Regions from separate parts of the Mus musculus genome. Here regions 2 and 3 are each linked to region 1. The links are chromatin loops, found by intact Hi-C in ENCODE. Cell type or tissue: heart. All regions are shown on one strand.

Region 1 (8,000 bases):
TTCTTTTTGAACACAAGAGTCCCATCAAGTCCGGAAGATGTTATTTTGCCTCAGCCCTCCTGAACTCCTCTGGCTTTTACGGTCTTTTCTCTTCTGTGATGAGCACCATGGAGACAGCATGTTATAAGTGTCTTATCCATGGCCGAGCACTCCATGGTCACTTCCTCTTGAGTTTCTGCATCAGCCATCATCCACTGCACAAAGAAACTTCTCTGATGAGGTCTGAAGATACACTAAGATACAGGGAGAAATATAGGAATTTGGAGGACAGTTTGATACCGTGTCCAGAAATTATAGTATTACGTTTACCCCTAGGACATGTGAGCTCCCCAATCATGAGTTCTTGGCTGTATTTATAGTACCTGTACAATACTCCTGTGGAGTGGGCCTTAAATCTAATCAGAAACCAGATGGTTACCCCCATGTCGTTCATGCCACCATTGCAGTTAATGCTGTAATTTACAGGATTTACAGCAGATGAGACAGTTGCTGATGACCCCCTATCTGGCAGCCTTTACAGCACCTCCTGGTACTATGATCGCTGTCCAGTAGGGAGGAAGCCTCCTGGTCAATACTGACTTTATTTTTTCAGGTCTTATGACAGTGTTTGTGCTATCTTTAGCAATAAGGTCTTATCAAGGTCTGGGGAGCAGCCAAGGGCAATGACCTTAGCTTGTGTTGTTTTGGGGGGTCTCTGAGAGAACTGTGACCAATGACTAGAGGAGAAGTATCCCCTACTGGCCCTAGACTTTTTATTTGGCAACTTATGGTTTCTGGGATAACTCCAATTAAACTCCAATTAAATAGTAGGCTTCCATATGGCTTTATCCTTTAAAAAACCTACAATAATCAAGTGAGTTACTGGCCATATTTACAGTACTCTGCATGTGTTTAACTTGTGGAATGAGCCTTAAATCTAATCAGAAAGCAGATGGTTACCTTCCTAACATTGATGCCACTATTGCGGTTCACAGGATTTACAGTGCGTAAGGTAGTTGATGATTTCCCTGATTGGCAGCCCAGCAGTTATTTCGCAGAGTGAGTTTCTTTTTTTGACAGTATGTTAAATGGCTAAGCATGAGGAGGTTTTGAGTCAACATGGCTGGGTTAACTCATGACTCTAACACAGCTCTGTGACTTTAAATGAAACACTTAGTCTCTCTGCCTCAGCTGCCCTCCTTGATGAGAAACAAATAGCACATTGGTTTAGCTTATTCATGTTTATCTCTTAAAACATTAGCTACTAACTCTCAATCTCAATGATCAATTATCTACCTTTTGGAAAAGAAGATAATGCCCGAACAGTCAAGAGGAGGGCCGGGTCCTGAAAGGGTAGGTGGGTTCTGCGAGGTCCTGGAGAAAACACATAGTACCAGGCACTAAGACCATGTCTAGGCAGATGAAGCAAGAAGTTAGCTCCATTTGCCTTGAAGTTTTGTCCCTCGGCACTGGGGACAAACTTTTGTGTTAGGTTTCTCTGTGTACTTAGTTGTTTCCAGGCAGGAGGCAGGGAGGAGTTGGGCATCAGTGTGCCTTCTAAGGCCCTGCCTCCTCACCTTGAGGCTGCTGCCAGGCAGCTGAACTGGGCATCCTCTGAGGAGGCAGCCCTGCTGGCTCAGGCAGCCAAGCCCAAGGTGCTTCCTGCCTTGCTGGAGTTCTTTCTCTGTCAAGTAAGTTAAGGACTTCCATGGTCAGCCCTGAAAAATGGACATACTAATTGGCAAGCATTAGAAAGCTCTGGAGCTGATAAATCTTCAGACTTTGGGCAGTATCTGCTGAAATCTATTCTTATTGACCACGTCAGGCCTGAAGGATCCAAGGGTGGTAGTGAAATTCAATCTTAACCTATGGAGGGAGCGGCTGAGGTAGTTAGAACTCTTGAAGGGGCTGGTAGATAGAGAGTAGATCCCAGGTCAAATGTTAAAGAGAGTCCTCTTTTTAGGCAGTAAAAGTGATTGTAGCTGCCACTTCAGAAAGAGTGGAGATAGTCCAGGTCTGAAACATTAAATTGAGAGAATTTATGTCAGAGATAAATTATAGTCATCTGTAGGATGTAGTTTTTATTACCCTGCTTTAAGCTCTGGGTGGACCATGCTACCAGGCCCTCCCAGGTTCCCTTGAGTCCTCAGATGAAACACACACACACACACACACACACACACACACACACACACACACCACAAATGCCAGTTAATCTTAAAATGCCTTTGCTAGCTCAGTGACTGGACACTCCTAAACTTCCCCTGTTACCCCAGGTGTAATCTGATAGAGGGGCCATTGACCACTCCAGCTGAAAACTCCCATAGCTGGTTGGTTTTATCTCTTGCTGTTCACTTCTGGCCATTCATCTGGAAGGCAGGCACCCATTGGTACCTGTTTGTATGATGTGGGGAAAGGCAAATGGGTATAGGGACATCATGAGCTCTCTTGCACATATGTTCTTCTCTAGACAATATTCTGGGCATCTCGGAGAGGGTCACTGTGCATAGGCTGAGGGAGCTGCTCTCATTAGGGGCAGATGGTGCTGAGCTTGTGAACACAGAGTGGGGAAGATGGACTAGGCTGCTCTCAGGGCTTGATGGGGTCTAGTGAAGACTCCTAAGGACTCAGGATGTTAGGCACTTACAAAGTTGGGATTTGAGAGCCTTGGAGCCTATGTGCTTTACACATTCTTTACCAATGGGAGGCAGCTTCAACCAGAGGCCAGCAGGTGTGGTTGGCAGGATGCTTGAGAGCAAGAGCAAGCCCTGGGAATGTGCAAGTATGAGGGTTTTTAAGGGCTGAGTTACCACAGGAGAATAAAAGATCTGAAGCCCAAGCCAGTGCTCTCTTGTCTCTGTTGCGGATACTTATTTGGTTCAGTTAGAAAAGTCCTTGATTATGAGGCAGTGTAACTTACTCAACAAATGCCTATTGAATAGGAATAACCACACAAGCTCTTTTATGAGCAAAATGGAAACAGTGATGAAGGGAAGGGATGCATGGTTGGAAGGTACCATGAAAGCAGCGAAGAAAATACTCTCTGTGGACTTGGACTTAGATGATCTTAAGGATGAGAGGGAAATGGACCTATGAAGGCAGAGCACAGAAGAGAGGAGAGTAGGGGAAATAATGTTCACGTGAAAGAGCTATGTCTGTATATATTATGAGTGCGTATGAGGAAAGACAGGAATGAGACAGAAAGCTGGCAACACTGGCTGATGGAGACTAGGGGCTTTACCCCTATTGGGCTGCCATTGGGAGATCCCAGTAAGCAAGGCAACGTTGCTCAATGTCTCCTGGCTGAGGTCACTTAGTCGCCTGGGTGTTAGCAGGGCTGCAGGCCATGATTGTTTCAATATGTTCTCTTCCTGGCCTTCTCAAGGGAGCAGTGGTAACTTTATTTTTACCCACCTCTCTGTTTTGGGTATATGCCAGCTTAGTAGCTCTGTGCTTCCAGTTGGGAAGGAACTTCTGTTCAAAGTGCTAAATGGGTGGAGTCTTTCCGCCACAGTAGAAGCCCTGCAGCACTGCTGCCCCTCCTGGGTGTTGACCTTGGCTGTTGAGGGTATGTTCCTTGATTTAATGTTTTTTTTTTCTTCCTCTGCTTTTTAAGTTCTGTCCTGGTACTTCTGAATAGCCAAGGGTTTCTTTAAGGAGCTAGAGCCAGGGTAACATATGAGTTGGGAGTGAGCAAGTTGTCATGGGAATGTAGGTCTTTACTTCAGTTAGATTTACTTTCACTTTATCATAAGTACCAGAAGCTTCATAAATTTAAATTGGTTTCTAGGAGCAGATCCAAGACCAGGAACATTTCTCAGTGTGGAAGAATAGGTTGTCAGCAAAGTTAGGGGTGCGTTTTTCAAGATAAAAATCTATTTATCTGGGTGTGGTACTGTATTGTAGAAGTGTAAGCCAGATAAATCCTTTCCTCTATCAAGTTGGTTTTAGTTGGCATTTTATCATAGAAACAGAGGCTCAAACGAGGACAGTGATTGAATGAGAATCTCAGTGTCAGGCACAGGTTACATCTCTATGATATATTAATCAGAGAGGCCCTGAGGCATCTAAAGCAATATAGGCTGCCATTGCTCCTGGCTGGCCAGCAGAACTAGATGGGAAGACTGGATTGTTAAACAGACCATACATACATGGGTTGCAGGACACAGAGAAATCACTCTTGAACTGACCAGTAATAGTGGGAAGGGTGCTTATGGTGGTAACCAACTTCTCCCTTGATTGGATTTGAGGCTTACTCAACAGGAAGGACTTCTTGACTGGTACTATAGGCTTGGTCAGAACTCATGGAGCTGCTGGCTGCTGAGAGAGTGGCCATTGGAAGGTTGTTCTTGCCCATGTGCATACGAGCAACATTAATTGGACTCAGTGGGTTAAAATTAAGATGTTATAAAAGAAGGAAGTGAAGTTGGAGGGAGATTTGCTGGGGAATGGGTCTTGAGGAGAGTTGGAGGGGCATAGTGAAGGGTGGATATGATCAAGATACATTTTATACATCTATGAAAATTTCAAGGAATAAATAAAAAATGAAGATAAAACTGTCTAGACCTTTTAATTAAAAAAAAAAGAACCTGGGAATATAGTCCAGTGATAATGATTGTATTATAACTTGGTTTTGTTTGTTTGTTTAGGATATAGATTCTTTTTATTTGCCAGAATATTATAGGAACATCTTCATATCAGCCCCTACACTAGTATAGCTAATGTTTTACAAATCAAGAAACTGAGGCAAACAGTCTAGTGTCATGCCCAAGTTGTTTGGTTTATATAATGCTGTGCATAGTAGGGTTCTAGCCTGGTTTTTTTTTTCTTTTTTTTTAATATTTTTTTATTACATATTTTCCTCAATTACATTTCCAATGCTATCCCAAAAGTCCCCCTTACCCTCCCCCCCCACTTCCCTACCCACCCATTCCCTTTTTTTTTGGCCCTGGCGTTCCCCTGTACTGGGGCATATACAGTTTGCATGTCCAATGGGCCTCTCTTTCCAGTGATGGCCGACTAGGCCATCTTTTGATACATATGCAGCTAGAGTCAAGAGATCTGGGGTACTGGTTAGTTCATATTGTTGTTCCACCTATAGGGTTGCAGATCCCTTTAGCTCCTTGGGTACTTTCTCTAGCTCCTCCATTGGGGTCCCTGTGATCCATCCAATAGCTGACTGTGAGCATCCACTTCTGTGTTTGCTAGGCCCCGGCATAGTCTCACAAGAGACAGCTACATCTGGGTCCTTTCGATAAAATCTTGCTAGTGTATGCAATGGTGTCAGCGTTTTTCTTAACCTAAGTAAGCCCTGTGTCCTCTGCATTCCAGCACTGGGGGCTCTGATGAGACGAGCTGGACCCTTGGTATTGGAGGTAGAGCCAGGTGGTGAGCTGTTCATACTTGTGCTGGGGTTTCTCCTAGCCACCAAAGCACCTGGGGCTGTGATCCTAGGCTTCTTTCTGCTTTGAAGCTAAGTCACCTCTATCCTTTCTGGAGTTCACATTAACATCTGCTCATCACCGAGTAGATCCCTCCTCTTGCTCTGCCATTCCATCTTCAGTCCTCTGCAGAATCGGGGGAGTGAAAGATGGGAGATCAAGTGACAGATGAAAGGTCAGAATTCAGACATCTTGGACTTCATTCTGATCTGCATAGTCCAGAGTGAGAGAAGACTGGTCAGTATATGGACAGGGGTTTTTCTGTGGTCCTGCTGCTATGAGCTAAGGCTATAGGGGCTATAGGAAAAAAACCTTTTCCCCTGAGCATATGGAGGGTGGAAGAATAAAAAGTTATATGTATAAAGAAGCAAAGCATCTATAAAGTCATCTCTGGGGAGAGAAGAAAGAGAGTGGTTTCAATGGGGGGGGGGAGAGAGAGAGAAAGAGAAAGAGAGAGAACATTGAGAATATTAAAGGTCACAGGCTAGTGATGTAATTTCTCTTTTTTCGCTATTGCTCTTTATTTTTGGGGACCGCATCTCACTGAACTTGGAGCTTATCAATTTGCCAAGAGTAGCTGTCAACAAGCTCCAGGAATCCTCCTGCCTCCACCTCCCCAGTGCTAAAATTACAGATGTGCTCCACCATGCCTGGCTTTTGCGTAGGTACTGGGCATCTAAACTTAGATTCTCATGCTTGCTTGACAAGCGCTTTACCAACCGAGCCATTTCCCCAACTCCTCTGTGGAGTTTCGTTCAGTCGTAAAGAAGAACAAAAGTACATCACTGCAGGAAAATGGATAGAACCGGAGCTTAGCACAGTGAAGTAAGACAGGCTCAAAGGAGAAGGACTGCACATTCCCCCTCGTATGCTAAATCTAGATTAAAAGTGCAGTTGTATGGTCTGAAAGCAGAAGGGACATTTGAGAAGAGGGAGGGAGCTGTGGTGCAGGGGAACAAGAAGGTAAGAGGGGGAACCATGAGCAGAGGGTGTTCTAATGTTTTCATTGTCCTGCAGGACAATGAAAACATTATAATGAAAGGCATCATATTACACGATGAATATGTGCTAATAGTATGAGGTTTTTGTTCCGTTTGTTCCTTTGTTTGTTTGTTTGTTAACGTGATTTAAAAAGTGCCTGGAAAGGCTTCCTGCCCAGACCCCTCTGACCCTGGCAGTGCTTGGACACCGCACATTTTCACTCACTTTTTCCTTAGTAAAAGATAGCTGGTCTTTTAATGAACGCCAAAATAACTCACCCAGGTGTTAATTTAAGACTCTTCCGGAAGAAGTAGAGGAACGGTAGGCAGTGTGGGGGGACTGTGGGAGGGAGTGGGGGCGGGTGGTGTCTAGAGTGAACGGCATGACTCACTTGGTGAGAGGAATGCTGGGATGGCTTCCTGGAGGAGAGAAGCACTTAACACAGTGTGAAGGCCAAGGGTGCGGTTTCAGGAGCTGTGGCCTGGCATTCACCAAGATACTGAACATAAGTTTTTAGCTTCTGGGATAATGGAATTAGCTCCAGTAGTACACTGTGCAAAGCCGTTATTAACTTACAAGTTTTAATAATTATTTCTCAGAAGCCCTTTCACTTTGGTGTAGTATGTCTTCCCAGGACTTTAACATTTTTAAAAAGGACATTCAATTACTATAAAAGATGAAGCCCCTTTAGATTTCAAGTTGCCTTAGGAAGGCACCCCCTCTCTCCTCAGAGACACAGGGACTCCTCTCAAGGATGCCCTGGAGGCTTGCCTGAGAACAGCACAGTGGCGGCAAAGGAGGGGGTCTTCCCACAGGGAAAGTTCCCACTGCAGAACTTTCCAGGTCTGAGAAATCTTCCTCGGGGAAGCCAGGACACTGCCCTCAGTGTCAGAGCTGGATATGGGGAGGCTGAGTGGTGGGCCTCCCAGTCAGGGTACAGGATAAGGGACCACAGGTGGCAGGTGTTTCTGGTGGCTACTTAAAAGGAGCCCTTGGTGGGGCTGAGGGGGTGGGGTCGGCCTTAACTGTGCTCCCTGTGATGTAAGCAGGGATAGCTATTCTTAGGATCCAGGGAAACTTTAGCAAGTGAGTGGGGATTACACCATCTCTGTGGGAGTGAGGGATATGAACATCTTACAAGTGCTGTGCCTACACACCCTCACAGCAAGCCTCTGCCCTGACACAGACCCTGGGTGTTACTATAGCTTCTGCATGGGTAATGGCAGCTGATCATTTAGGCCAGATGTAAATGGCTCAGCTGCAAATAAGTAGCCATGGAGCACTAATAACAGTAAGCAACTTTAATTTCTCACATTTTATAACTGAATCATTTGAATATTAAACACCCAGTTTTTCTTTAACTCTGAAAATAGTTTCTTACTTAAGTTTCACAATACTGGGAGGAAGCTCCAATTCTTTGTAGTTTATAAAGCACATCTAACACCTTATTTGATTTTTTTCCAACAGTACATCTGTATTTATTTCATAAGTGGGAAGTGACCCGATGAGTGGCTAGCTAGACACTCACTGTTTATCCATCAAGCAATGATATTGAAATGTGAGCTCAAAGCTCCGGATTCCATCTCTACCGTCCCTTCC
Region 2 (8,000 bases), 150 kb after region 1:
TACAGCTTTGTTTTTAGCCACATCTGGGCCGGGCTACAGTGGGCCCCATGTGAGGAAAATGTATGCAGTATAACCATAGCCTATAACCAAAGAGAAGGGTGGGCCTCTTCCATAGGTGGGCTGTGTGTAGAATCAAAGGTCTGTAACCGGGTTCAGGGCTTACAGAAGGGAAAGGGGTGGATACTTTACAGTGTAGGCTCTTCTCTAGATACTGCTTCCTCGGAGCCTTGGCTAACATTTAACATATTAGACCTGAGAAGGATCTTAAAATACCTACCTTCCACACATGGTGAGACGCCTCAGTCTTGTGTGATGGCAGCCATCGTCACTTCACAATGCCCACTTAGAAGCTGACGTCCACAAGAAGTATCAGGAAACAACTGTCATTGTTTTACCTCCTGCTGTCCAGGTTGAGGAAGGTCCTTCCTCTTCCCATCTTCACAGGGAGAGAACTTACTCAGAAGAGTCCCTGATACAACTGATTAAATGACTGGGAAACCGTGGCTTCTCATTTCTGAAGAAAGAGGGCTGTCCTGAGGCCTCTCCAGTCAGCCTAGTTTTTAATGCCTGCACACAGCTCTTCTAAGAAGAAAGTGAATATTCCTAATTTTGGCAGAATTTCCAAGCAGTGAGCAGGGTGACCTAGTGGGGCTTCCTTCCTAGTTTTGGAACCAGAAGAGTATTTTTGCTTTACCTAGAATGTTCTATTTGTTTCCTACATAAACATGTACTTTGGAAGTACCTAAAATAAGGCAACCCCTTCATCTCTCCCATGGCCCTCATTTTCATACCTTTGGTTGTATGTATATTTATTCTTGCACGGTTACATTCTCTTCACATTTATGGGGCCGTGCCAGTGCAGTAATAAAGGTGTGCTGAATGACACTTAGCATTTGTCCTGGGTGCCAGTGACCAATTGTGACACCTATGCATATCTTTAACCTCTGACCTCCGTTTATATTTGAACAAAACACAGATTTGGGACTGACTCGGTACCATCTGCCTTCTTCTCCCATGTTGCATTTGTCACGCTCAGTACATCCCCTTAACAGAAACATCTTTCAAGGGGTGACAGGGTGGTGTGGCCACGGTCACAGCTGTGATAGCTGTGGCAGTGGCAGTGGAGGTGGCTGAGATATAGAGAAACCTTCTAAGGAGACCCATCCAAATCTTCACAGCAGTTTGATAAAGGCCCATGCTAAAAATACTTATTGCTTTTTTTTCCCTGAAACTTGCCACACTGGATAATATCAGAGCCTTTCCCTTTCATAGTTCAATGGTTCTGAAATACCACTTGCTGTTTTGTTCTCCGTGCTCCCATTGTGTCTGTAGTAGGTCCTCCTCCAGCATTGTTGCATTTGGGGGTTGTGGGGAGTAACAAACTTTTCTTAGATACTCTCCTAAGTACCTCTCAGCTTTAAGACGCCACGCTGCTGCCAAGAGGGTTAATGGATATAATGAGCGGTGCAGGTGACGGTGCCAGGCCAGTGGGCGCCCCCATCCCCCACTTCCACAGTGTAGGTTTCTTCTGCGTGACTGAACTCCTGGTGTAGTCTTCACCCACTGCAGCCTGCTGAAGCCATGCCACATGTCTGGGATACTCTCTTACTGTCCTAGTTTGTGGTTCTGATGCTGTGATACAAGATTCACCAAAAGAACTTGGGGTTAACAAGTTTTGGGTTTGTTTCATTTTATACTCCTGAGTCAGAGTCCCTCACTGAGTGAAAGGAGGGCAGGAACCCAAGGCAGGACCCTGGGAGCAGGAACCATAGAGAAAAACTGTTTACTGGCTTGTCTACCAACTTCCTTATACAACCCAGGGCCACCACTCACCATGGGCTGGGCCCTCCTACATCAACAGCCAGCTAAGAAGACGCCCCACATACATGTACACAGACAAGTTGGATGAGAGTCCCTTCCCCATGTGTGCCTAGGACTGTGTCCAGTTGACAAAACCAGCACACTTGTGTGTAGACTTGCTTCAAATGATTTCCTATAACTTCTAATGAGACCACAGTAAGAACTGATATTTGAGAGAAGTTGGGAATTAAGGTATAGACTCATGGGATCCTTATAAGTAAGCTGGTTGTGCAGTGCCTAGATAAGTGAAAAGAGGTCAAATTGAGGTCCTACCTGCTGGATTGGATGGGAAGGGGAAGCCTCCACAGGAAAGGGTCTTTGAAAACAGTATCCATCCTTGAAGTCGCCTCAGAGCATAATGGCCATTTCTAGTGTCCTAAGGGAAACCATTAATCCTCTCTTGTCATCTTCTACATCAAGCCATTTACTCTCTGCTTTGTATCACAACTAGGAGTTTGTCTCTTTAATTTAATTTTGTTTATTTTGTTACTTTATATTTTGTGTCTGAGTGTTTTACCTGCTCGCATGTCTGTGTACCTGTGACACAGAGTACAGAGGAGAGTGCTGGGTCGCTTGGAGCTGGAGTTGTTACAGGTGGTTGTGAGCCACCACATGTGCTGGAAAGTGAACCTGGATCCTTTGGAAGAGCAGTCAGTGCTCTTAACCACTGAGCCACCGCCTCTCCAGCCCCATGTCTTATTCCTTTGTAAACATAGGGGCAGAAATATTTCCTACCTATTCAAATGCACATGTGTGCATTTTATTTTCTTGCAATTTTGTACAAATAAAGTAACGGAAGCTTTCATGTTAATTGCTCCAAGAAAAGATACATGGGTACCACTGACTTCACCTAGGCCTCGGGCCCTGGGAAAGGGCTGTGTGCATGTGTTCTTTGAGAATGTTTGCCCTGCTAGCCATTTTAGCATTTCAAGACATCCCCAGGATGCCCCATTGCTGGGCAGTCTTCACTTCTGTCTGTTTATTTCTCTCTCTCTCTCTCTCTCTCTCTCTCTCTCTCTCTCTCTCTCTCTCTCTTTCTCTCTTTCTCTCTTTCTCTCTTTCTCTCTTTCTCTCTCTCTCTCTCTCTCTCTCTCTCTCTCTCTCTCTCTCTCTCTCTCTCTCTCTTCCCCCAAGCTATAAATAGTTCTGATCACTCCCTAGAGCCCAAAGCAGAGCCAAAGTGGGGTGGCCAGAATCAGGGTGGTCAGTTGAAGTGAAATTCCACTAGCTCCCCTTCTGTACAGGACATGGGTCCATTGTCTCTTTTCTTCCCCTGACCTCCAGCCCAGTGTCTTGGAAGCCAGCAGTTGCCTGACTCCACAGTCATTTGTCAAAGTGAAGTGCTTTTGTAGTAATCACAATACCAATGCATGATATGTGTTTGACGGTCAGCTTTGAAAGTGTTCTCACACCCACAGCCTTTCCTTTCACACAGAAAATTTTGTACCAGAGCAGAGACCCACCTAAAGTTACCCAGTCTGTGGTTCATCCCTTGGTCTACCGTTTGCTTCATGTGGTAAGGCATGGGTATGGGTAAGCATCAGTTTAAGCCCTGCCCCGCAGGTAGAAAATCTACATGTGAAGAGTTTTGTCTGGGAGAGAGAGTGGTAGACAGCACCAGAAAATGGCATTTTTCTCTAAGGCCAGTGCTGCCCCCACCCTACATATACACAGGGGAGGATGGGAAAGAGGGAGGGAGACATATATATATATATACTGGCAAATGCTCACACACTCATTTGTACTAGCAAATGCAGCCATACACAGCCTGTCTTTTAGAGACTTCTTGTCATACAGGAGAGACGGTAACATGTGCCAGCATCCTATAGAGCAGCTCAAGGGCCTGAGGACAAGTGTAACTTTCTGCATACCCTCACCACTGCTGTGGTAAATGACCATGCACCAGGAAGGCTGCTGGCCGGCTGTGTCGAAGTCTCCGTGGGATTCCCTTGTCTCTGCCTTTTTTGATGGGAGGGAGGTTTCTAAAAGAGCTGCCAACCTCCCAGGAGGCCAGGAGGGCAAGGTCCTCACTGGGCAGTTTGTAATTTCCTGCTTTCTCTAGAGAAAGGTTCTAGGCCACTGGTCTCCTCCCCTCCTCCCCAGACCTAAGCCAGCGAGCCTCTCCACCTCTTGTTGACTGGGTTCAGGGCAAGGAAGTATGTCGCTTCCCCGCCTCCTTGACACAGAACACCGCGTTCTGAATTATTTCCAGCCTGCCGGCCCTGGGAATTTGTACTTACTTCTCATTTCCTCCCCTTGCACATTAGAAATATTAGATCCCGAAAATAATCCAAGTCATAATGTCCTGCTGGCCGTGTGTGAAGGTGTATTTCCCCCAAAGCTGTTCCGCTGTTTCTCTCTCTCTCTCTCTCTCTCTCTCTCTCTCTCTCTCTCTCTCTCTCTCTCTCTCTCTCTCTCTCTCCCCCCCCCTTTCCTTTCTCCATTATCTTGTATTTCAGCTCCAACTTGTATCCTGACTGGAACGTTCTTTGGGGGAATGTGGGTGAACAATATGGAGGGAGGGTTGTGAGGAGTGTTTAGGGTCTGGGGGGTCTCTGACTCTCCACTGTGGTCCTGTCACAGGGTCAGAGGGCATAAATCCCACAAGTGCTATGTGTAAGATCTACCTGTGAAGCCTGGGCTCATGAATGGATCCCAGAAAAGGAATTCCAATCAAAAGCAGGGTGTCTGTCCAGAGTGGCCACAGAGCGGCACCTAAGAAACATTCGTTAACTAATTTATCAATAGTCACTGAGTGCTGGCCACATACAGTGCACCCTGCCATCTTCTGGGTAGCATTGGATGGGAACATAGATGCAGTTCTCCATACCTTATAAGAAAGAGATGGCTTTGATTCTTGGGTGAGTCAAGATACCAAGGTACTTGCTCTTACTGAGGTAGAGTAGGGTTAGCAGGTAAGTGCAGGAGAGAGTAGGTGTAGTCTAAGCAAAACAGAAAGCATGTTAGGTCTGATCTTAGAAGTAGAGGAATGGCTAGGGTACTCTCTTCCTTCATTCTTTTGAAGACAGACTCTTGCTATGTAGCCCAGGTTAGCCTCAGACTCAGGATTCTCCTCCCCCTGCCTCTTGAGAGTTAGATTATAGGCATGTACTATCAGTGTGGGCTTGAGTCCCCTTTTGGAAGAGCCAAGAACTCTCTGGCATAATTTGTAAACTACAGCAAGGTGTGTCTGTTTAGGGTAGGGAACTTCAAGCTTTCTTCCCAGGGATTTCGTTTTGTACCATCCACTTCCTTCTTTTTCTCCATCATGGCCCTCATCACCTAGTTCCTTCTTTCCCATTTCCTGCCCAGGCAGGTGCATGTCCTTAGCACAGCCCTTACCCACAGAAGCCAACCAAGGCTTCTACAGACAACACTAAGTTTGGAATCAGGGAAGCCTGGGTTTGAATCCCAGCTTGGCCATTCACTGTGTGCCGGGTTTTGGCATCTTTACCTGTAAAATATCAATCTTAGTACATGCCTTGGGATTATTGTGTGGATAAAGAAAACTGTGTGTGGTGCATCTGGTGTGCATGGATCCCAGAAGACTTACAGAGACAAGCCTAACATGGCCTATAAAGATGATATAAAGATGGGGTCCAGAAAAAGATGGATGGATGGAGAGATGGACTTTTCTTATGGGGCATATTGGGTAGATAGGAATTATAGCCTTATTCATAAGGATACCAGAGTAGACTATGGATAGCATGGACTACCATAGTGGACTATGGACAACAGAACATAAGGCCAGTTAGGGACCAGGTAAATGGAAGAATTAAGAAGGGATTCTTAAAATGGAGCTAGCCAATGGCTATCAGTCCCAAGGTCTCATGCTGGCATAGGGAAAGGAAATGGAGGCTTCTGACCATGACCTTGGACCATTGATGCTGAAGATTAGCTGATTTATTCGTATCAAGCCCAATGCTATGGCTAACTGGAAAATCAAATACACCCTCTCACGCTGAGGAAGAGACACCAAATCTCCAGGTGCCTATCACTGCTGTGGAACTTAGTTAGGGGCCTGTGTAGCTCGGCTTGGGTTTGTGGAAAGGAGAGAGAATGAACAGGGATTCAGCAACCCTAACGCACAAACTGTGGTCTGGCAATATCTGTGGTCCAGTGCTGCTGGAGCTGAGAATCCACAGGGAGGAAGGCAAGAGGCAGCTGGCAGGAGGTAGTGCCCACTTCTCAGATCGTGTGGCAAAGGGCCAGCAGTCTACTGCAGTGACTCTAAAAGTTGCTTCCCATGACTGGCTTAGGTCCTGTCAGGGCCACCTGAGAAGCCTGGGGGTTCTGCACCAGGTCCAGTCTTTGCTAGGATGGAGCTCTTTCTCAGCCTCCTTTACTGGCCTGTATCTTCCCAGCCTCTGCTGAGCATTCATTCCCATGGATGAGGATACCGCAGCTTTGAGACCTAGTCCATGCCCACAGTGACTCAGCCACAATTGTAAGAAAGAAAGGACTTGAGCTCAGAGTCCAGAGTCTACCTCCTGATACTTCCGTCCAGTGGTCCCAGCCCTATCCCTGCCATGCCCCAGAACCAGTCTCTTCCTGCTCCCTTAAGTCAGTCCTGCAGTGACTGGGTAGGTCCTTGTAATCCTTCCCTATATTTTTTGCTCCATTTAAAGTCCCTGAAGTTACTTCAGTCTGTATTCACTGATGTGGGCCTTGGCTCTCAATATGGCCTTCCTGGGGCCAGCTTTTCAAACAGGAGAGGAGGGAGGAGTCTGTGCCCCTTGGCTCTGTTTACACAGGCAAGGAGAAGATTGTGTCTGCAGTGGTAAGAGGAAAGTTGCTTCTTGTAGTTGAACCTGGAAACCCTAGGCCCTACCCATCCAGAGAAGGAAGATGCATCACTCAGAGAGCCTCACACACAAACACGGGAGGCTGTCTTCCCACTCCCACGTTTAATCATAGGGACGAACTTCCAGTTTGAGTGTGTTATGTTAGCTGGTTCTGGTGCCCAGGCCAGCGATAGTCTCCATTCCTCAAGGAGAACCCCAACTCAGGGGCATGAATTGTTCCAACCTTATCTCTGGGTCCCATTGGTTTTCTTAAACACAACTGAAGCTGAATCACTTTGTCATGGAAAGAGTTAAAAGCCACCCCCACCTGTAGTCAGGCATCTTAATTCCATGGAAAACTACCTGTAGTTAGAACAAGATAGCTTCTTCCTTCATGGTTATATTCCATGTTCCTCAAGAAATCCCAATGTGGTGCTCTTTTGCTAACTCCCAGACTCTCCTTAGTAAACCCTTTTTCCAGCAATGTTCTGGCATGTGGGGAGGGAGAGGGGGAGGGGGGAGGAGGGGAAGAGGGGGAGAGAGAGAGAGAGAGAGAGAGAGAGAGAGAGAGAGAGAGAGAGAGAGAGAGAATGAGAATGAATGAATCATCAACCTTCCTGGTAGAGAGGGAAAGGGGCTAGTTTCTACATGCTGACCAGGTTGGTCCCATCACAAGGTATTTATCCCACCTGCAAACTGGCTTTATCACGAGGTATCAAGAGTAGGCACAAGCTCCCCATTTGCCCTGTCTATCCCATCTGGTCTTCAAACTATGAGCTCACAAGCCTCATTTCTCAGTTGAACTGCAATGCCTGCAGGTCACAGCCAGACTTTTGATGACTCTGGGTTCCCAGGAGGCATATTCTGCCCTCCCTTGACTGTCTATCAGAATCAAACATTTTGAACATTGACTCTGAGCTGGCACAAGAGCACCACCTACTGCTGAGCAGTCCAAGGGCTCCTTTCTAAGTCCCTTGCTGTTTGGAACTGGAATTGTGGAGTTTCATCTCACGGCAGAGAGTTTGTAGCAGAACCCAGCATGGTCCTTCTACAGGAACCCTATCTGGGACAGATGGAGTGACAGAGAGGACATGAGAGGCAAATCCTGGAGACAAGGGAAGGAAGTGAGTCCAAAGGATGAGCCTGTGTCAGAGGGGAAGGAAGGGAATGCCAAGGCCGTGAGCTCAATGGCTGCCTGGGAGGGTTAAGGATGCAATCTGAAGTATTTTGGAGGAAGTCTAGATAGCCAAATGAAATGTAAAGTATGATGTTATCCAAGGCACAGAAGAGTGGAAGAGGTGAAGATTTCTAAAGCATGAATGTGCATCATGGGGTCCTTGCATTCTGTCCTACCCT
Region 3 (8,000 bases), 52 kb after region 1:
GGGCCCCTTGTGGGTGGGACCATCCCTGGGCTGGTAGTCTTGGTTCTATAAGAGAGCAGGATAAACAAGCCAGGGGAAGCAAGCCATTAAGTAACATCAGCTCCTGCTTCCTGACCTGCTTGAGTTGCAGTCCTGACTTCCTTTGGTGATCAACAGCAATGTGGAAGTGTAAGCTGAATAAACCCTTTCCTCCCCAACTCGCTTCTTGGTCATGATGTTTGGGCAGGAATAGAAACCCTGACTAAGCCATAGAATAAAGGTGGTTTTCAGTAAGAAGTTTCTAAGATCCGTGATTCCCAGGAGTAACTGAAGTGGAGACTTCTTAGCTGTACAGGTGGATTAGCTTTGCCGAGAGGCATAGGTGAGAGGAAGTAGGAAAGGATGTATTAGTTGCCTATTGCTGTGTAACAAAGTACTCTAAACTCAGTGGCTTAAGACAGCTGTTGAACTTTTACTGGGGTCTGCTAGGAAGTCGTTTTGCTGATCTCACCTGGGATCTCATGTAGCTACAATCATTAGGCAACTTGACTGGATGATTAAATATAGGTTTACTCATGTGTCGAGCAGTTAGTGTTGGCTGCTATAGGATGTCTTTCTGTTTGTCTTTGAGGCTACTCTGCAGCATATGTGGGTTCTTTTACAAGCCTGAAGAAGAGTTTTGAGAGAGTGAGAATAGAAGCTTCCAGACCTCTTGACACTAGGCAGACTTCCTAGCTGGTTTGGGGCCACACAGGATTTCTTCTGTTCTATTCGGCTGGTCAAAGCATGCTGTGAGCCAGCTCAGATCAGAAGGCAGGAAAATGGATCCCCACCTCTGATGCGAGGAGGTGAAGCCATGTGGTTAGGTTGTGTATGGACAGGACTCCAGGTGGCCATTTTCGTAAGCCAGCCCCACCCTGGAAGGGCTTGCTTCACTCAAGCTCACTTCCTTTCCAGACTCACACTTCCTGGTCTCTGAGAAGTCCCTGCCTGTGGATATATTCATTCACTCAGGATTTGGACTCCTGGGCAGACAGTTCAACAGCTGCAAGCACTTCCATCAGTGCCCCTGAATAAAATTAGCTTGCTTTCTTGATGAGTGTTCTGAAAGCTCTCAAATCTCATGCTATTCCTCGTGGGATTTTGAAGACTATGAGAAAGGCAGCCTGGTGAGATGGAAAGGCACAGGTTTGGAGACTGGGTGGACATACATTTGGCCAGTTCCTCATTAGTTAAGACTGACCACATTTGATGGTTTTATTTCACTTTTAAAATTTTAGTTGTCTCATCCATAAAATGGATATTTCTATTTTTGTGCTTAGTTGGGGGAGTCATTAAAACATTGGTGGTTATTAGAATCAACTCTAAGGGTACCATGAATTCAAGATTCTTCGTGCAGTTTTCCTGAGACAAGCACACCAGCTGTTTCCTTTCACCATACAATGGTAGGCTGACCAAGTAGGACATATATCTTCATAAGAGTGCTCATCCTATTCGTCATGATTGCTGCACGCAGGGAAGATTAGAATGGGTTCCCTTCACTTATCTGAGCTTCTTGGTATGAACTAGAGGAGGGTTAGGAAAGCCAGCTAGGTGGTCTGCTCTAGATGACAAGAAATTCTGTTCAAGGGATACATGAGACAGCCAGAAACAATACAGGAAATCCTGTCACTGCTTAGGACAAAGATGTAGGGTCTGGATGCGAAGAGCAGGGTCTTCAACTTCTTAGGTCTTGGGCATCTTTTAACTTGTCTGAGCCTAGATTTCTATATGTATTGCTGGTGATCAGAATTTCATTTAGCAAGTGTCTTAGGGTTTTACTGCTGCAATGAAACAGCACGACCAAAAAGCAAGTTGGGAGGGAAAGGGTTTATTTGGCTTACACTTCAGATCACAAGCTATCATTGGGGGAAAGTCAGAACAGGAACTCAAACAGGGAAGGGGGACCTGGAGCCCGGAGCTGATGTAGAGGCTATGGAGGGGTGCTGCTTACTGGCTTGCTTCCTCTGCCTCCTAGAACCCAGTCCTACCATCCCAGGGATGGCACCACCCACAATGGGCTGGGCCCTCCCCCATTGGTCACTAATTGAGAAGAATACCCTAAACATGGAGGCATTTCCTCAACCAAGGCTCCTTTCTCTGAGATAACAGTAGCTTGTGCCAAGCTGACGCACAAAACTAGTCAGTACTGCAAGCTTGCTGAGATAAGATACTTTTGTTCAGTTTAGCTGAGTTCCTGGAGCATAGTAGGCTCACTGAAAATGGTAGCTTGTGATTGATTGTTCTTAGCCCTGTTTATGACGTGACTCTCTGTTTCCTGTGCGCTGGAGCACTCTACAGGAAGTGATGTGCTAGCTCATTGAATTCTTCAGATGAGCCGCCTCCTGGGATGTAATAGCTGTGTTTTAAAAAGCTGTGTGTCGAGTGAATTTTTTATAAGTTGAATCCTATTCACTGACCTGATTATTGATCTCAGTGAGAGAGTCCATGGGGGGGGGGGAAATGCAATAGATGGGGAAAAAAATGCAATAGATGTGAGCAAAGTTGCTGCAATCAGCGTCCACTGCCATTCTATCCAAGGAGGCGGGCCTAGGGATGTGGACATAGTGCATAATTAGTGACGGAGATGAGAAATCAGACTGTCTGACCCAGACTTGGTGAAAAAACATTGGGAAAGTGTACAAGGAGAATAGAAATCAGAAATATATGGAGGAAAATTATAACCAGTATCCAAGGGTGTACTGGCTGTTTTTGTATGTCAACTTGACACAAGCTGGAGTTATCACAGAGAAAGGAGCTTCCCTTGAGGAAATACCTCCATGAGATCCAGCTGTAAGGCATTTTCTCAGTTAGTGATGAAGGGGGAAGGGCCCATTGTGGGTGGTGCCATCCCGGGGATCATAGTCTTGGGTTCTATAAGAGAGCAAGCCGAGCAAGCCAGGGGAAGCAAGCCAGTAAGTAACATCCCTCCATGGCCTCTGCATCAGCTCCTGCTTCCTGACCTGCTTGAGTTCCAGTCCTGACTTCCTTTGGTGATGAACAGCAACGTGGAAGTGTAAGCTGAATAAAACTTTTCCTCCCCAACTTGCTTCTTGGTCACGAAGCAGGAATAGAAACCTTGTGCAGGAATAGAAACCTTGACTAAGACAAAGGGGGTAGGATAGGGTTAGGACATGAGGTCATATTATTTCTTGTGTCTATTTTGCAAAGGATCTATGGTGAACATGGATTGCCTTCATGACACTTAAAGTCAGTTTGGTAAAGAGGAAGTAAATTTAAAAGAGAAGTGTTGAAAGAACAGAGCCTCAGCAGCCAAGTGGATCTGGAGGAGGGACCTGTGTGTCCTGGACACGGGCAGATGTGACTGTAAATAGAGACTGACTTTCTTAAGCTTTGTGGGTGGAACATACATCTTGGTGGATGTGGGATGTTTTAAGGGGTGAAGGAGGGAGCAGGTCAACTGCTACATGATATTTGATTTACTTTGTTAGTATTTTTGCCTTGGATTCCATCTGTCATGGCCAACTGTAGAGACTAGGGCAAATCCTCAGAAACTCCCATCAGGGAATTTGGAAGAAATTATGAAATAAGAAAATATAAGTGCTTTTTATTGTTGTGGTGAAGTGCAGAGTGCTCCGCCATTTATCATCACCAGGAGTCCCTGACATTCCCACAGGCTTTCTGTAGCAGTGATGTGAGATGTTAAAGAGCACAGCCTTTTTACTTTAATACAAGGCTTCCTTGCTTGGCAGTCACTCACGATCATTCTCCCCTCAGGTCTGGGATCTCCACTACACACACCAGAAACCCTCAGGCCAGGTTCTTTTCTTGGAGCCAGCTGGGCCCCTCCTCCATCTCCAGGACGTCAGGCTGCTGGGCAACTTGCCCAGAAGTCCAGAGTTGCAGCTGTCTCCCTGGACATGAGCATAAGCAAAAGGATTCTCCCCAGGCCCCATGCGTTTGGCCTGGAGCAGAGCCTCTGCCAGCTCCCCTCTGCTGTCTGATCTGCAGCAGACCCTGGCTAGAGAAGGTCTTGTAGTGAGTTGTGAGTGTGTGGAGGGGTGTGGTTCAGGCATGTGACAAAGTTGCTGCAATCAGCATCCACTGCCGTTCTATCCAGGGAGGCAGGCCTAGGGATGTGGACACCGCACAGCTGGAGTTCCCTGGGACTGTTGTGGGCAGGAATGGAAGGCTCTGCTGAGCTCTGTTCTTTAGGTCAGGCTTTCTGCTTTTGTTTGCAGTCCCACGGAGAAGAGCTATGAGCCATACCAGGTCCTATGGTGCCTGATTATGTTGAAACTCACAGGACCCTCTGGGGAATATAGGGAAAGAAGTAGTCCTTGTTTAAAGGTGTACCCAAGTGATGGCAGCTCAGGAGGTTTGAACATGTCGATCTAGCTTTCGCCTTGTCTGCCTCATTCTCTCCAGGTACCTTGAAAGAAAGGTGTAGACCCTCTTACTCCCAAATGCAGAAGGTAGTCTGGAAAAGTGCATGATGGGATTTGACACCCAGGCTCCATGATGGGAGCCAGAGTTGGCCCTTTGCTCATGATGGAAACGTGGCTAGAGTCTGTCTCATCCCCAAGGTGCTACAGCCTGGAGGTGGCTCGGCTTCTGTCCCTATGGTTTTACCTTCCTTTGTTTCAGCACTCACAGTCCTTGGCACAGGGAGATGCTTGGAGAGGGTCTGGGTGCTATCTGTTAGTCACTATCACCCAGAACTGAGAAAACAGTAGCTGAATTTAAACCAGCAAGAGGCGGCTTCTGCCCAGTGAGGCTGTGGGAGGATTTGGTGTGATTCTCTCAAGAAGGGACAGCTGGCAGGACCAGTGGCCCATGGCACTATGCCAGCTTGACTTCTAATGTCATAAGAACTAACAGAAGAAGTGAGATGATTGGTGGGCCCTGCAGGGGGGGGGGCGGAGCCAGCCGTCGTGTGCAGCCAGTGCTGTGTGGGTTCTCACTTGGCGTTGCCCTGTACTCTGCAGTGAGGCGCCTGGGGTGATAACCTACCAAGTTCTCTACCCTGTGCTCCAGAGAACTAGGAATGTAAGATGCACGGAGTGCCACATGTAGCCACCCTCTTCCTGTCTCTTCACTAAATGTCTGCTGTATGGTCCTAGGTGAATACCTTGATAACATGTCTAAAATTAAACTTAGTTTCTTCTTGGAATGTTGCATCTTTCTCAAGACCTAAAAAATCCCAGATTTCTTCATCATTTCCTCTTTCATGGCTGCCTTGTACTAGTTTTTAGATCTTGCCTGTCTGCCTGCTTTCCTCCTTCCCTCCCTCCTTCCCTTCCTTCCTTCTCCCTTTCCTTCCCTCCCTTCCTTCTTCCCTTCCTTCCTTCCTTCCTTCCTTCCTTCCTTCCTTCTTCCTTCCTTCCCACTCACTTCTACCTTCCTAGCTCATGTGAAGACGAGTGAAAGTCTCCTAGCCAACCTTTCTGGTCCTGGATGGTTCATTTTAATCTTTGAGACCCATCTTGTTATGAAAAGTAATCCCTTTGGGCTGTCTCTACATCCTGGAGCGATAACTTGGTGTGGGTTTCCTCACAGTCCCTGAGGCAAGACAATAGAATGAGGGGGCACATCAAGGAACACATGCTAGACAAGGCCTGCAGTGGTACTCATTGGCCGGCCTCGTTTTCATGCTCAGATCCCCACTGTGATACACTTACAATGGCTTAGAAACTTCTGGGCTGTCTTCTCTCTGTAACCATCCATCTGTGACTGTGGCCCTTGTCTTTATCACCTGTCTGCTGGATGTTTAGGAATTCTGACTCTTTAATGGGGCCAAATTATCCTCTCAGAGGTAAAGCAGTCCCTGGTGCTAAAAGTCAGGGCATACTGATCAAGCTGAAGATAACTGACCCAAGCTATGCAGTAAGACGGGCATGGAGACCAAGTGTCATGGTGACTGCCCAGTCTAAACCCACAGCTCAATCACCTTGTGTGCAAGTCACTTCTCCAGTCTGGCCAGTCCAATCTGGCCTCTTTTTTTTTTTTTCAGATGTAGAATGTAGTCCAGTTCTGTGATCTCTGGGTTGTTCATCTCCTGGCTGTCCTCTATTTTCAAGGGAATTTGGTAAATGCTCTTTACTTTCTCAGTTATTTCCTTGCCTTGTGCCAAAAGGGTACCCATGAATTCTGGTTCAAGAGGAATTAGAGTGTGATCCACAGAAGAGACCTTGGAGATCACCTGATGTAACCTTCTACCTGATGGGCATCTGCAGCGTCTATAAAACAAAGCAGGCAGCAGATTGATTTTCTGTCAGACTCCTGGGGAGGGGCGATCCATTTGGTCCCAAGGGTTCAGAGCACTTAGTAAAGACCACCTGACTTCCCTGAGCATAGGAGGAGGGGTCCATCCATGTTAGAGATAGACAGAAAAGCCTGGCTGGATTCCACTACTGAGGGCATGGACTTTAATGGGCTTTTCTTTGTTCTTTCTCCTCTCCATGGGACCTTGGAGACTAATGGCTACTCAGTTTAGGAGAATGAGACTTCTTTATGTGTCCTGCTCAGGGGAAGGCCAGCCATATTTCATAGCTACAAAACAAGGGCAAGGCATTTTCTTGACAGCTGTGTAGTTGGATAAGGCTCTCTGTTGACTCCTTGGCATTTTCCATACAATGAACATCCAGGTTGAACATTGAACACAGACACACACAATCTAGACAATGATATGGATAACAGTTAGCTGGGAACACTGGGAGAGAGTTAGGGATCCCTAGGAGTCCTAAAGCTCCAGGAAGGGACCCAAGGAGCCAATTATGAAGTGATTATTAGAGTGAATTTGATATATGCTAGAGAAAGTTGTATTTTGGGAGACAATAGTCTGATATTTCTTCTATTTACAGTTTTTCTAGCCTTGTATCATAAGAGCAGGTCCAGTTGGATCCATGTGTTAATAATAAATAGTTGGACTTTACCAGAACTATCTGACTGGCTAGTCTAAGCTCATGTTTCCTAAAGTAGGATAAGTAACCCACTTGCATCAGCCCCACCTGCGAGTGTCTTTCAGAGAGTAGAACCAGAGTCAACGTAGCCTTACAGGACCACACAGTGGCATCTAAGTGCCTGCCTGAGATGGGATCAACCTGCCATCCAACCCTGTTGTGGCATCCACAACATCCTCTTTTATTTAAAGGTGATGTTAAAACAACACTGAGCAAGTGGTCAAAGGAGAATTCTTTAGAGAAAACATTCCCAAATGCATCTCTGTGTATCCTTCCTTAGGCCATGGCTTCCTTTGTCAGATCCTCTGTCACAGCAGTCACTGCACACACTGACCAGGACGAGGCTGCACTCTAGTGTGGGGAGGTTGCATCTATCACTGCTTAGCTTCATAGCTGCAGCAAGCTCCGCAGGGCTCTTCTATTTCTTCCCTTTTGTTTGGAAGGAGAGCCCTGGTTTTTTCTCTTTCTACTGTAGTTCTCAAACCAGTGTCTCCAGGCCTCTAGATTCTACCTTGAAGGCTACTGAGTTTTCCACAGTGTTTGTCTCAGTAGTGTCTGCCAGTTTACCCATGTGCTTTTGTATCACTGTCCCCAATTCCCAAAGAAACTAAAGAATCTGTGCCCCCTTTTCCCAAAACCTAGGAAAAAAAGAGTAGGTTTACAGGGAATGACAAGAAGGTCTTTCTGGCTTTGCATAGAGGCTCAAGTTGGAATTTTTGCCTCATGTGCTTAGCAGTTATGTGACCTCTGGCTGACCTAGATCATTCCATTTAACTAGTCCCCTTCTCTGTAAAATGAAAGATGGCCTCCTGTGATAGGTGCAGATTCCATAGAATAGTATACAGAACCTCCAGCTCTGTGCCTCACAATAGCATGTCTACACTTCTCCACCCCAACTCTTCTTTCCTGTGGCTCACCTCACTCTGTTGTCCCGTCTGTTAGGTCTCTCTTTCCCCACTGGCTGTAAACAACAACACAGCTCTCATTCTGTGCATATCTATGACCACAGGTTATAGGGTGGTTTGTCTAAAGATAGACTGCTACATCAGGTGTCCATAC

Evidence for each region. Hi-C counts contacts between places; a loop is a spot of excess contacts. Peaks named below come from ENCODE experiments on the same cell type or tissue, not always from the same donor. Only the 100,000 strongest peaks of a DNase experiment are listed, where the experiment ranks them.
Region 2: a loop joins it to region 1, with 8 times the contacts of the local background. A loop is called at or near these places in 2 of 42 quality-filtered maps.
Region 3: a loop joins it to region 1, with 3 times the contacts of the local background. A loop is called at or near these places in 2 of 42 quality-filtered maps.

What each region holds. Positions count from the first base shown.
Region 1 is chr16:34,489,500-34,497,499 of GRCm38, reverse strand. All of the region lies in intron 1 of Kalrn (kalirin, RhoGEF kinase), which reads left to right. Among named protein-coding and RNA genes, the nearest start is that of Kalrn, 21 kb to the left of the region's middle. In heart, a CTCF peak has its summit at 3,518; DNase peaks (open chromatin) are centred at 3,489 and 6,809; H3K27ac peaks cover 1,732 bases.
Region 2 is chr16:34,343,725-34,351,724 of GRCm38, reverse strand. All of the region lies in intron 5 of Kalrn (kalirin, RhoGEF kinase), which reads left to right. Among named protein-coding and RNA genes, the nearest start is that of Kalrn, 170 kb to the left of the region's middle. In heart, a CTCF peak has its summit at 7,581; a DNase peak (open chromatin) is centred at 3,954; H3K27ac peaks cover 2,158 bases.
Region 3 is chr16:34,437,163-34,445,162 of GRCm38, reverse strand. All of the region lies in intron 1 of Kalrn (kalirin, RhoGEF kinase), which reads left to right. Among named protein-coding and RNA genes, the nearest start is that of Kalrn, 73 kb to the left of the region's middle. In heart, no CTCF peak of the experiment used is centred here; a DNase peak (open chromatin) is centred at 3,892; H3K27ac peaks cover 1,886 bases.